Linked DNA regions of Mus musculus: region 1 is linked to region 2. A link is a contact called in ENCODE Hi-C or POLR2A ChIA-PET data. All regions are on one chromosome and are shown on one strand. The core of a region is the stretch at or near the end of the contact, and the rest is flanking DNA. Distances in the headings are between cores, read along the strand shown. Region 1 holds the start of 0610009B22Rik (RIKEN cDNA 0610009B22 gene). Region 2 holds the start of N4bp3 (NEDD4 binding protein 3).

What was found. Hi-C counts contacts between places; a loop is a spot of excess contacts on that map. ChIA-PET counts read pairs that join two places held with the same protein, here RNA polymerase II (POLR2A).
Region 1: a loop to region 2 is called in a map of left cerebral cortex, with 2.5 times the contacts of the local background. The contact joins the promoter of 0610009B22Rik here to the promoter of N4bp3 in region 2. A Hi-C loop is called at or near these places in 7 of 37 maps with a recorded cell type or tissue (T-helper 1 cell, T-helper 17 cell, T-helper 2 cell and 2 more). POLR2A ChIA-PET finds 5 or more read pairs at or near these places in 4 of 5 experiments (Patski and embryonic stem cell).

What each region holds. Positions count from the first base shown.
Region 1 is chr11:51,686,072-51,692,816 of GRCm38, reverse strand. 0610009B22Rik (RIKEN cDNA 0610009B22 gene) reads left to right here and starts at 4,183. Exons shown (of 2, transcript NM_025319.2): 1 at 4,183-4,269; 2 at 6,725-6,745. Sec24a (Sec24 related gene family, member A (S. cerevisiae)) reads left to right here. Exons shown (of 23, transcript NM_175255.3): 23 at 1-554.
Region 2 is chr11:51,647,312-51,654,040 of GRCm38, reverse strand. It overlaps N4bp3 (NEDD4 binding protein 3), which reads left to right and starts at 2,968. Exons shown (of 5, transcript NM_145974.3): 1 at 2,968-3,363. D930048N14Rik (RIKEN cDNA D930048N14 gene) reads right to left here and starts at 3,087. Exons shown (of 4, transcript NR_027958.1): 1 at 2,828-3,087; 2 at 170-307; 3 at 1-49. It overlaps Gm30058 (a long non-coding RNA gene), which reads left to right. Exons shown (of 2, transcript XR_388627.1): 2 at 1,244-1,951.

The DNA of each region.
Region 1 (6,745 bases), core at 2,934-5,433, 38 kb before region 2:
TGCAGTTCTACCATAAAAAGTACTCTATTTTTCTAATTTCTAGAATTTTTAAAATAATGTTCCTGTAAGTCTGACATACTAATATTCACTTACGCAGTAACACTTATTTTAGCTTGCATATATTTTAATTTAATGTAATATACTGAGTCTAATAGACTGTTTTGCAATAATTAGAATAAAAGATTTACTTCTTCTAATCAGAGATGCATAACAGCTATTATCTAGGGGACCACCAAATGTGATTTCACAGTTTTAACTATTATAAACACAATTGTTACATAGAAATTTTAATTTTGTAAAGTAGTGTATATGATATTGTAACATTAAGTCCTTGTTCTCAAATCAAAAGTATATGTTGACCTCCAGTGTATTGTGCTCAGTCTTGCTCCCCTGAAATGTTGAGACAAGATTGGTCTTCCTTTTTACAGATTGTAATTTTCACTGTTTTATTCCTGTTTTTTTAAAAAAAAGTCATTTGTAACCCATGCAAACAATGTTTGATCTGTGCTAACTTATAAATTTGGCTATTCAATAAAGTTAATCAAAAGAGCTTATGAAAATGTTAGTTATTGAAGATAGTCTAGATTGGTGGCCTTCCTGCCTCTACACGGGTTTGTTTTGGGGATAGCTCTCCTATAGCCTCATCTAGCTGCACACTGACTATGTAGCCAAGGACAGAACTGTGACCTGATCCTCCTGCCTTTACCTCCTAAGTACTAGAATTACAAGAGTGTCCCACTGCACCTTGACTTATACGGTACTGGAAAAGTACATAAGGGGCCTTCACTTGAGCTAGGCAAACACTCTACCCTGTGAAACCATAGCTTCAGCCTTACACTGAATGCTTGATGCTCCACAAGGGTAGCTAGGTTTGGATTCCAGATTGGACAGGATGGCTTTCTGAACGTTGGTGCCTTAAAAGATGACTAACCTATAGGCCCAACTATTGTTTGCCGATTGTCTCCTAGCCTTTGGTGGTTTTTATCCTTAATACTCTACAGTGTTATTTCTCTGGGCTTGTTGTTTACCTTGCTTTTTCTTCAGGTGATACTCTAATTAGAAGATCCTTGTTCTCTAATTCTGGAAGTTCCTAGCCATCTTCTTTCCGAGTAGTTTTTCTGTTTTGGGGAATTTCTTGTTTTGAGAGCTATGGCTGAGGCAAGCAAGCACAGGAATAGATAAGCAACCTGACCTCCACTTGGATTGGGCAGTGCACACCACTTGTCCGGCCTGACAGCATATTCTTTTCTAAACGCTGCTACTGCTTTGCTCTGAAGCTATCTTACTACTTTTGAAAATTGTGTGAGACCTTATTTTTCGATTATTTGGACAAGATGCCGAGAACCTGGAGGTACCCAATCCCAACCATTAGTAACAAGATAGCTCTCTGCAACAATGACTGGTTTACAATTCACTTATGTAGTCCAGGTAGACCTCAAACTCATGCCTCTGCCACCAGAGTGCTGGGATTCCAAGCCTCTGCCACAAAACCCAACAGGTATTTGCTTCTCTTATCAAACCCTTTTACCCTCAGAGTTTCTATTACAACCCTTTTCTCTTCTCTTCTCTTCTCTTCTCTTCTCTTCTCTTCTCTTCTCTTGTTGTTGTTTTAAGACAGGGTCTTGGGCTGGAGAGATGGCTTAGCAGTTAAGAAGAATACTGACTGTTCTTGCAGAGGTCCTGAGTTCAATTCCCAGCAATGGTGGCTCACAACCATCTGTAATGGGATCTGATGCCCTCTTTTGATGTGTCTGAAGACAGCAAAGGTGTACTCACATACATGTGAGTACACCTTTTTTAAAAAAAAGTTTAAAAACAAAAAAAGAAGAAAAACAGGGTCTTACTATGTAGCCTTGGCTAGCCTGGAACTCACTTTGTAGACCAGGCTAGCTTTGAACTCACAGAGACTCACCCGCCTCTCCCTTCTGAGTGCTGGGATTTAAGGTATGAGCCACCATACTTAGCACTGTTTTCTTTCATTCTTGTCTTTGCCTAAACTGGACTTTATTCTTGATTTTATACTTGTATGGCCATATATTTTCTATTTCCAAGATTGATTTTAATAGCCTTATGTTTTTTTTTTTTTTTTTTAAAGATTTATTTATTTATTATATGTAAGTACACTGTAGCTGTCTTCAGACACTCCAGAAGAGGGCGCCAGATCTCATTACGGATGGTTGTGAGCCACCATGTGGTTGCTGGGATTTGAACTCCAGACCTTCGGAAGAGCAGTCGGGTGCTCTTACCCACTGAGCCATCTCACCAGCCCCTAGCCTTATGTTTTTAATTCACGTTTTATATTGCTCAAGATTTTTGTTGATGTTGTTTTGTTTTTTCAAGATGGTTTCTCTCTGTAGCCCTGGCTATTCTGGAACTTACTCTGTAGGTCAGGTGGCCTTGAACTCAAAATCCAACTGTGTCTGCCTCGAGTGCTGGGATTAAAGGCATGTACCACCACCACCCAGCTCAATGTGTTTTTAATGCATATAATCCACTTATTTCTGAGCATCTCAAACACACTTATTTTTAGAACGTTCTGTAAGATCCTCAAGCTAGGCATAAGTTTAAAGCCAGTCAAGGCTACTCAGGAGACTGTCTCAAAAAGCAAAGCAAAGAGTGATAAGGTTGACACACGACTTTAACTTCTGGCCTCTACACATGTATACAAAGCCAAAAAGTGTTCTAACACATAAATATGCACACACTGACTTAGTTTCCTTAATTGGAAGTCAGGAAAGCAGTCAGCCTCAGTAATGGAAATTTGTGAGCTGCTACACAAAACAAACATGTTCATATTTCTACGGCTCAAATGATAACTGGAGACTTCTTGTAGCAGACACTTTTATTCCCTTCCTCCCTAACTCCCATTCCTATCAAGATGACCAGAGGTTTAGGACAATGACTTTTTTGTGCCTTCAATTTTGAAGGGAGATGAAATGGATGGATAAACATGCTGCTTATGTAGAAGTGGGCAGGTACCTGACCAAAGCAAAGGAGATGTAAGAAATCAGTTTTGTTATTTATCTATCAAAGGTAGGTAGGTAGTCTGCCATTGGCCAATATTCCAAAAATTTTCTTCACTACCGCCAATAAAAGAAAGCTGCTTCACTCAAACAAACAAACAAACAAACAAACATCTTCTCCACCTAGTAAAGTTTTGTTTATAAACCTCATGCATCCTTTCTCCCTCCTGAATTCCCTGCTGCCTGGAATACAGACCTTTAACTCCATTCCTCTAAGCTTATTCTTTCAGAACTAGCCAAGCATGAAGGTCGGACCCCAGCCACTGGGGAAAAGACACCATGATTTTGATCCTGAAACACCTTTTTTACAAATAGAACGTGCCTTGTAGAGCTACTTCGCTTTGTTTATGTTTCTAGCAAACACAAAACGAAAACAGAAATGCCAAACTTTATCTTTAGTCACTCTGTGGCCCCAGAGAGAAGTCAATGATTTTTAGCCAAAGTAGCTTCGAAATGTCTGTTTAAGGGAAGAAGGAATTCAGGACGCCAACGCTAGATAAGTCTCACTATAATAAACACATAAGGAAAACCTGTGAACAATGCAGACATACACTTGAAAGAGCAGAGTCCTTGATGATTAACAGCACCTAACACCAGTGATTTGCGCCCTAAACCACCCTCCCATTACGCATTTCCGCCCACGCATACGGCCAGCACCGTCTGGACACAAGCGCCCGGTGCTGCAACCTCCATTTTGCTTTCTGGCATTCTTGTAGTTAAAAGCTCCGCCTCACTTGGCAGTCTGGTCCACATCTCCCGCCAGGCTTCCGGTCTCTACACCTCCAGGCGAACGTCAGTGACAACATAAGCAAGTACGCGTGCGGTGAAGGCAAGGATTGCTCTAAGAGCCAGAGGAGGCCCGCGGGGACCCCGACGTCCCATGAGGCCTTGACCCAAGATGGCGGACAAAACCCTTAGCGCAGCCTTGCTCAGAGACGCATGTGCGCATGCCCGGTCGACTGAGCTGCCCTGATCCAAGATGGCGGCCGGACCGGGGCTGGGGACGGGCTTAGCGCGTTACTGAGCATGCTCAGTCTTCCGTCACTTGCGTCAGGTCGGCAGCCGGCGCAGGCCGCTCAGTCCTTCCCGGAGAGGCGGGAACATGTACGCATGCGCAGTGAGCAGTCTCGGCTAGTCGGTGGGCGGAGCTACCCCGCGGGGTGGACGTTGAGTGTGTGTGATGGCCGGCTGACCTGCTTTCCTCTTTGAGCTTGTCTGCCCCTGAACTAGAGGGAAGTCGGCTTAGGTGAGGTATTTATAGTTGTCAAAATCCCGCACTCGCCTGTGATCCCAGCGCTCAGGAGCCCGGAGGGATTGCCTCAAGTGCTGTAGGACAGCAAGACCCTGCCCAAAGCAAAAAGTCGGGAGCTAGAGACTGGGAAAGTGGGGGCCGTCCAGGGAGGCTGGGCACATACAGTTCAGTCACTTTCGTGGGTGCGTACTTTGAGTTTTCCTTGGGATTTGTGGCTCAGGGGCAGAGCCCTTGCCTAGCACCTGGAGGTTTGGGATTTGGTCCCCAGCACCAGAAATAAACAGTTAAAGAGGGGCAGTGTAAGATAATCGCAGCACTGGAAAGGGGGAGCTAGGGTAAGGAATTCAAGCCATTTTCTGATACTTGTAGGCCAGTCTGGGCTTCATAAGACCTTTTATTTTATTTTTTAAAAAAGGTTAATAACAAAATAAAATAGCAAAATGTACGGGTTTATTTAATGGACTCTGTCATCGTGTTGTAAATGAATCTGTGGGTAAATAGATGTATCGCCATCTTTAATAGCCCCAAAGCAAGGATGACAGTCCATCCTAGTATCTTTAGTTATCCTTTGGCAGGTTCATCCATGTGTTTTAATGTGGTTTTCAGCCCTTGTCACCCTCTCATCCCACACCCACTGAACCCCCTTTCCCTTCTATTTTCATATCTATACATTTTTTAAAATTATTATTATTGTGGATGTATGTGACACATCATGGGAGTGCCTGCTTGCTATATGGTACATGTGTAAGAGAGGACAACTTTGTGAAGTTGATCATCTCCTCCTCCTCCTCCTGTCTTCTTTCTTCTTGTGACAGAGTCTCTTTCTGTAGCCCTGACTGTCCTGGAACTTGCTTTGCAGAACAAGCTAGCTTTGAACTCACAGATCCTCTAGCCTCTGCCTACTGAGTTCTGGACTGAGCATGCGTGTGTACCCACTGAGTTTAACTTGGGTATTTATGGGTAGGGGTTTATTTATGGAGCATACACAATTTAATGGTGGATACACCAATGAGGAAAAACGAGTCCCCTGAACCAGCAGCCATTATTTACTTGTTTTCAAGAATAGGTGAGATTCTTTAATTCTTCGGAAATTTTTAGTGGAAACTTAGGTCCTCTGAAAGAGCAACCAATGATCTTAACCACCAAGACCTCCACTGAAAGCCTTGATTAAATTCCTAAAGCTATAGTTTTTATTTTATGACGTGTCTCTTAAACGATAGTCCCTTATCCTGGGTTTTTTGGTTTTTGGTTTTTGTTTTTTTTTTTTTTTTTTTTATCACTCTGGAACTAGCTGCTGGTCTATAGAAACCCATTTGTTTCTCTATTGATCTTGTTTCCTGTTGCCTTGCTAAGTCTGCCCTTACATGGTTCCATAGGACATTTTATGTATAAGATTATATCATCTTCAAATAGTTTGGACTTCATAGTCCAAATGCTTTTTATTTCTTTGTTTTGGTTTAGCTTTTGAAACAGTTTTTCTGTGTATCCCTGGCTGTCCTGGAACTAGATCTGTAGACCAGACTGGCCTTGAACGCACAGGAACTTGCCTGCCTCTGCCTCCCTGGTGCTGGGGCTGTCCCCACCCCCCAATGTAGTGATTTTTTTTTTTTAATTCTTCCCATTAACTTTGTTTCCCTGCCTGCTATCTCCAGTAAAGTACTCAATAGAAGTGGTAGAAGGGAGGTATACTTTCTGCATTCCTAAACTTTAGCCAAAGGATGGAGTTGTGATCTTTCCTTGTTTCTGGTTTTAAGAAAAAAGCTTTTAGTTTGTAGGATGTTGTTGTTTTGTTTTTAAAGACAGCATCTCAGACTTTAGCCCAGGCTGGCTGAAACTCACTATGTAGCCCAGGTGGTGGCCGCAAATCCCTGAGAGTCTTCCTGCCCCAGTCTCTCCCAGTGCTGGGATCGGGTGTAAGCTACCACTGCCCTGGTAGTCTTTGACAGTAACTGTAAAAAGTATTTTGGATTTGTTGATGGTGATGTCCTTTTTTTTTTTTTTTTTTCAGTTTAAGAAATTCCCTCTCAAACCCTGTGTGTGTGTGTGTGTGGAGGGGGGATTCCCTCTTTTTGTATTATTTTTTTTCAATCAATGGAAAGATGGTAGGTTTTTGCCAGGTTCATTTTCTGAACCTATCGAAATTATCCAGATGCTAAGCAGCTTTCCCTTTATTTCATAAATAGGACCAAAAAAAAAACCCAAAGATGTGGGAAATATGAATGCAAATTTAGTGTATGGTAGCTCTATCATTTTAAATCAGTGGGGAGGGGTAAAATGTTAATAAATATAGCTAGGTGTGGTGGCTAATGCCTGTAATACCAGCAGTTATGAGACTAAGGTAGAAAGGATTGGGTTTCAAGGCTAACCTGGGCTACAGAGTGAGACCCTGTCTCAAAAATAAGAATTTCATGAACTGACTTGGGGTTCATTTGCTGGTGTCTGACTCTAGGAGCCACATATAGACAGAAGA
Region 2 (6,729 bases), core at 1,719-4,218:
ATACAGCCACCATCCCTCTCTTCTGATAGCCTGGTAAAGGGAAAGAACACTGGAGGGGGAGGGAAGAAGGAGGAAACCAGAACCTGGATAAGTCACTGCATTTGCAAACATAGAAGGGGATCCAGGAAGGGGAGGGAGGTGGCCTTGGGTGTCACTGAACCTGACTCACTTAGAGATGGGGCAGCTGAAATGGTTCGCTGGGCGAAGTCTTTGCTGTACAAGCCCGAGGACCTGAGCTTGATCCTCCGAAGCCATGTAAAGGTAGAGAGAGAGAAACAGACTCCACAAACCGTCCACTGTCCTCCACCTGCACGCAAATGCATACACGTCAACATACAACAACAAACACACACACATACACACACCAAGAATAACAACAGCAGTAATCATTGCTAAGTATTTACAGAGCTAGGGAATTTGTAATCCCAGTATTTAGAGTATGGAAAGCAGGAAGATCAGGAGTTCAAAGCCATCCTCTGCTACCAAATGAGTTCAAGGACAGCCTGCCCTACAAGAGACTGTTTCAAACAAACAAACAAACAAAAAAGAATTTAGGGGGCTGGAGAGATGGCTCAGTGGTTAGGAACACTGCTTACTCTTCCAGCACACACATGGTAGCTCACAACTATAACTCCAAGATCGGACACCTTCACCCAGGCATACGTGTAGGCAAAACATCAATACACACAGAATAAAAGGATTTAGAATTAGTTTTGACTTTTTTCTCCTCAAGAATGTTCTCACCTCTTTTGCCTGGGTGCCCATAACCCATCCTCCCCGCTTCTGTTGGCAAGCAAGACTTGTGTGCACAGCACAGTGCATAGTCCAGCCTTGTGCAACCTTCTCCTTAGCCAGACAGATAAACTCCTGATTTCCCTTCTCTCTCTCTCTCTCTCTCTCTCTCTCTCTCTCTCTCTCTCTCTCTCTCAGATAAACTCCTGATTTCCCTTCTCTCTCTCTCTCTCTCTCTCTCTCTCAATTTATATGAGTACACTGTAGCTGTCAGACATGCCAGAAGAGGGCATCAGATGTCCCATTACAGATGGTTGTGAGCCACCCTGTGGTTGCTGGGAATTGAACTCAGGACCTCTGGAAGAGCAGTCAGTGCTCTTTACGGCTGAGCCTCTCTCCAGTCTGATCTTCCTATTTTTCTAAACTCTAAATACTGGGATTACAAATGCCCTAACTCCACAAATACTTGGTAATTATTATTGTTGCTGTTATTCTTGTGTCTGTATTGCAGAGGCTCTGCAGGATGATCCATGAGGCAGTTCTGGGACAACACCTGTGTGCCACCTTTGGGGAACTCTCCAGGCCCTGGCCTCCCTTCAGAGCTCCTCTACATCTGAACATGTCCAGATTTCTCCAGCTCTGGGCCTCAGAACCATGAATACACCTCCCTGAGGAAACATTTGAATTCTGGGCTTCTGTCAGGCTACTTGCCCAGAGAGGCATTTCCTCAGGTCCCCAAGACCATACGTGTGCTCTTATGGTCAATGTTCATCTGTCTCAGGCAACCCCGCTCCCCCATATACCTGCAGTCCCTGCATGACTGAGATACCAAGTGCTGTGAATGAGGTTTCTTAAAGAGAAAAATCCATTGTTAACATTTGACTACGGTAGAAATAGAAAACAGAGGCGGCAAATCGGTACCTGCTGGGCCACAGTAATGTTTTGTTGTTTAAATGAAGTTGACTTGCCTGATACAAAATTATCCATTTTAACTTAAGGTACTGGGAATTGAACCCAGGGCCTCAAGCAGCCTCTGAGAGAATGCTCTCCTACTGAGTCACACCCCAGCCCTCTGTAAGACAATGTAAAAGGAAAGTGCTGTCACCACCACCTGATTCCAGGACAAAACCCGATAACTTGCAAGGATCATCCTCATTTCTCCCTCCCTGTGGCTTCTAGCACTAGCCTGCATTCTGTCCATAAAGGTTCACACATGGTCTCTGCTGGGTTTCTTTGACTTACCATCACTTGTTAGAGGTTTGAGTTGTAGCATGAAATGGCACTATGCCTTTTCTGTGGTAAGTAATATTCCACTGTATGGTTGGACCACACTGTTTATCCTTTCACTAATTGCTGGAGGGTTTGACCTGTGTCCTTCTTTTGACTGTTATACACAGGATTGCTATGATCATCTGAGTGCAAGCACTTGTTGGCATACCTGATTTCTTTAGTCATATACCCAGGAGTGGAAATGCTATCATGAATCTGTTTAACTTACTGGTTTGGTTTTTTTTTTTTATCTTAAAAACAACAACAACAAAATTACGTGTATGTGCCAGCGTGAGTAAATGTGCACCCAGTGCGAGTAATGCCCCCAGGGGCCGGGGGTGGGGGTGAGGGGGGGGGCGTTCCATACCCTGGAACTGGAGCTGCAAAGGATTGTGAGCAACCACGTGGTTGCTGGGAACCAAAACCGGGTCCTCTGCTAGAGCAGCAAGTACTCTTAACCACTGAACCATCTCTCCATACACAACCCTTACCACCCCACCCCACCCCACCCCACCCCACCCCACATCTATGTTTAACTTTTTAAGGAAGAAAAGGTGTTCCAACTTCTTACTCTTGAACGTGTCTGAGTGTCCAGCCTTCGGTTTCCGTCCCCGCTACTGGCTTACCCAACCCATATGACTCATTTACACTATCAGTCTGGCCCCTAAAGGCATCTGAACCTGCCGCCCCTAGAAGGCTGCACAGGTAAATCAACCTCCCTCCAAAATAAAAGTCCAGCGGCTAACTACTGTAGACGCCTACTACACCTCTTCGGCTCTTAGAGCGCGTCTTGGGTTTATTCTCAAACGAGGAAAGTGGCGCTTACCTGAGAAAGAGGCGGCAGAGACCTGACCAACCCATCCCAGCAAGCCAGTTTGGAAGCTGGTTCTGGAAGGAAACCGGGTGAGGCGGGCGAGGCCCGAGTTGGAGGAGGAGGAGAAGGAGGAGCAGCAAGCAGTGCGGCGCGCGCTCTAGAGCCTCGTCCGGGCTGGGGTCTGCAGAGCTGCTGCACGTGAGCGAGCGAACGAGCACGCATCGCGGTGGCCGCTGCACCATGCGCGGCTAGCGGTGGGGTCCCGGCCCCGCAGCACCCGCGAGCCCGGGCGGGGCTCAGGTCGCTCGGGGGCGGTGCCGGTTCCCGCCCCCCACATCCGGGGGCCGGGCTGGGCGCTGGGGCTCGCGCCGCGCGGGTGAGTCAGGCCGGGTTTTCCCTCCGTCTCTGGGGCCAGCGGACGAGTGTCGCCCAGTGCGTCCTTTGCCCGCCGATCCGGCTCCCGCGCGTTCCCGAAGAGCCTGGGAAGAGAAAGGTTCGAGACCGAGCTGGGGACTGCAGCGCGCCCTAGGATTCACGGAGCCAGCATGGTAAGTGGGTAGGGCGGGTCGCTGAGGTCGTTCTCGGACACCCGGCGGGGGTTGGCAGGATGCTGTGCGCGCCCCGGTGTCCTCTGCTCCCGCGCACGAGGCTGACCTGTAAATGCATTTTCCGTGGAGCATCGCCCCGATCCCCACGCCGCAGCTAGGAGGGGCAGGCGCCCTTGGCGCAGGAGTCTGACCTCGGCCTCCGCCCCCTGCACCAGCTCTAAGCAGGCCCCACAGACGGCGGGCGGGAGACGTGCACCCCACCCCGCCCCCTGGGTAGCTAGGAGGGCCTCCGGTAGTTCTGGGATCCCTTGCTTCCTCCACAGCCTTCCTGGGCGCAGTTCCACCGGGATGTCCAACCTGTCTTCTCTGCCGCCTTCCCGGGGACACCACTCACCTGCCCTCACCCTCAGGGTACCCTCTTCCTGCCTCAGCCCCCTACTGTGTCTGGTCCTCACCTGGGGACCTGCGAACAGGGGACGTCCCAAGGTCTGGGACTCTGTTCCAGTCCTGACTTTAGCCTTTGACAAAAGTAAGGACCAGGACTCTTAAGGTATCTCAGTATTAAGATGGGAGCTTGGGACATACCCAACCCAAAGATACAGATTGGGAATGGTTGTCCTTGGGCGGGAGCAGAGGCGGGAGGCCCTCCTGGACCTAGAGATGAGCCTCCTCCCAGGCTCTCACAAGCAGGGCTTCTCTGCCGACTGGCTGCGTGTGGGTGTGTATGTGCAAGACTGAATGAAAGCGACCAGCTAGTTCCCGACACCGCCTCTAGCAGTTTCCTGAGCTCAAGAGTCCCTAAACCTGCGCCACTTCCACTATTTCTTCTTCTTACCTCTTTCCCCAGGGCGGGCAGGAGGGATCTCTGGGAGGGGGGTTAAGTTCCATCCCTCTCAACCTTGCCCTTGGGAGAAACAAGCATGGGGGGCTGGGCAGGCTACGTAGACAGCAGAGTATACTAGTGGAAGGTGACCCCTAGCTGGGACAGCTGGGTGTAGTATAGAGGGCTTTACTGTGGGAATCCAGATTGGTCCTCAAAGCGGAGTCTTCTTTCAGCGTGTGATTCCTTCTTTCAAGCCTCAGTTTCCCTATGTGTAGATAGGGTCCTTTATGCCGTGCTCCACCGACTAGTGTGGAGACGATGTGACATTGTGAAATAGAAGAGCTCAGAAACACTGAAGCACTGGACATAGAGCAAAATGTGGATAATTCTGTCCAGGGGGTAGGGTATGCCAGCTGCCCCCATCGCCTCTCAGGCTGTCCCCATTTTTGGAGTTGGGACATTCCAGTGTCATTCCTCTGTGGCAGCTGCAGGCACACCCCTCAGAAAGGCTGATCCCCCCAGCAGGTGGTGTGACCCTCCCCTGGGGCACTCTGGTGGGACTAGTGGCAGTTCAGGTTGAACTGTAACTCCTGCCTCGGGGAGGATGAGGTGCCCTAACCTGAAGGAAATGCAGTGAAAGCTGCCTCCCATACTGCTGAACATGACCTTGGGCACCTCATTCCACCTCCTGGATGTGCTTTGAAGAGGCATCCAGGGTCTGGTGCTGGGGTGCCCCGCTGGGTACCTCTATTTGAGGCTTTCTGCACTGCTGGCTGATCCTGGGGCCAGAGGGAGACAGGAATGAAGGGGTACTGCTGTGGCTGGATGAGTAATGGTGTGTTCAGCTCCTTACAGAGCCCTGGGCATTAAGATAGACACCCTACTGTGGCAGCACAGCCCTAGCATTTGGTGGAACCCCCCCCCCACTCCCACTTTCTGTACTGCTCTGATCTCCCAGAGGTTATGAGGCTCTTGCTAGCTCTCTCCTACACACACACACACACACACACACACACACACATCACAGGCCAGAGAGCCTGCACAGCTGCCCTGGCCCAGGCAGGCAATCCCAAGGCTCCTAAGCAACGGAAAGGAAGGAATGTGTGTGTTGGGGGAGGGGCAGGGGTAGGTTGGGTTCTCTAGGAAAAGGGTTAGCCTCCAAACTAAGACCAGGGATGGCCTCAGCCCAGCAGGTCGAGCAGACAGTGCTACTGAGTGAGACCTGGTCTGGGTGGGTGACCTTGTATAAGCCATATTGTCCGTTGTTGGACAGGACTGTCCTCACTTTGGTCTCGTAACATACATTTGTCTACAGGACACTGTTTTCCGTATGAGGCCATTTGCATAGTTTGGCTCACGGCCACACTGGTTCATCCCTGAGACCTGAGACCCTTTTTGTGGGTACCACATAGTGTCAGTTGTTTCTCATGAGACTGCAAGCGAGTGACTGCACACAGGAAAGTGAGGGTCTGTGTGTTTGGGGTGCAATGGGTATATCTGACACTGTCCCCAGTGGGCATCCAGGACTTAACAGTTCACAAAGCCCTTTCTCCTCCGCGGCCTCTTTGTCAGTTATCCTGACAGAGATGACGGGGGTGGGGGGGGGGCCGAGGGGGGGGGGAGATGGCTGGAGACTAGATCTTGTTCCTTGAGGAGCAACTGAATATTTCACACGCGGTCATGTCTATCTAGCTCGTCAAGGTGAGGCAGTGTTGAATGGGGAGACAAGGTGACCAGGTCAAATTCTTTTGATTGTGGGTGACATCCTGAGTCCTCCTAGACACTTGGCAGTCCTGGTGGTGCTCGGATCCCGTGAGTCTTCATCATGACCAGTTCTGTGACCTTAGGTAGGTCATTCCATCTTTTTGAGCCTCCAAGGGCTTACCTTTTTTAGAGGGATACTGAGCTGGGGGGTGGCAGCACACGCCTTTAATCTCAGCACTCTGTCTCAAAACCCAAGATAAATAAATGAATTACATTTTAAAAGGAGAGCTATTGACGCCATATTCTCCTTGAGACTCCTGCAAAATGCCATGTTACTGAAAGAGCCCCAGCTCCAGTAGTCCCTATCTCTTGAGTTTACATAGCTTGTGATATCCCTAGAAGGGTCCGACTGTTCATATGGAGCTGGGCTGGGTGTTTAAACTAAGACTTGCACCCCACCTTGAGTGGTGTGTTTTTTAGGAGCAGAGCAGGCCATTACAGTTATTTATTGCCTAGGGTAGAGTTGGCTGTGGAGTGGGGGTGGGGACCAGGCTGCCCTCCCTCTCCCAGAGAGTCCTTTGTCTTTCACAAACACAAAACCTGGAAATGGTTGAGGATGGAGCCTCCTAACCACCATTGTTTGGGGTGGGAGTGGGTGTCCCGGAAGCTCATTGGGTGGGTGGCGGTGGGTACTCCCAGATGCAGCCTGCCTGCCAGACATCTGCCTGGCACTGGGAGCAGCTGTGTGTGGGTGGATGGGAAGCATATAAGGTGCCATTCACTGCTGGTTGTTTGCACCTACCGTGTGCTGGGCAGTGGGTGTGGCACACACACCCGCC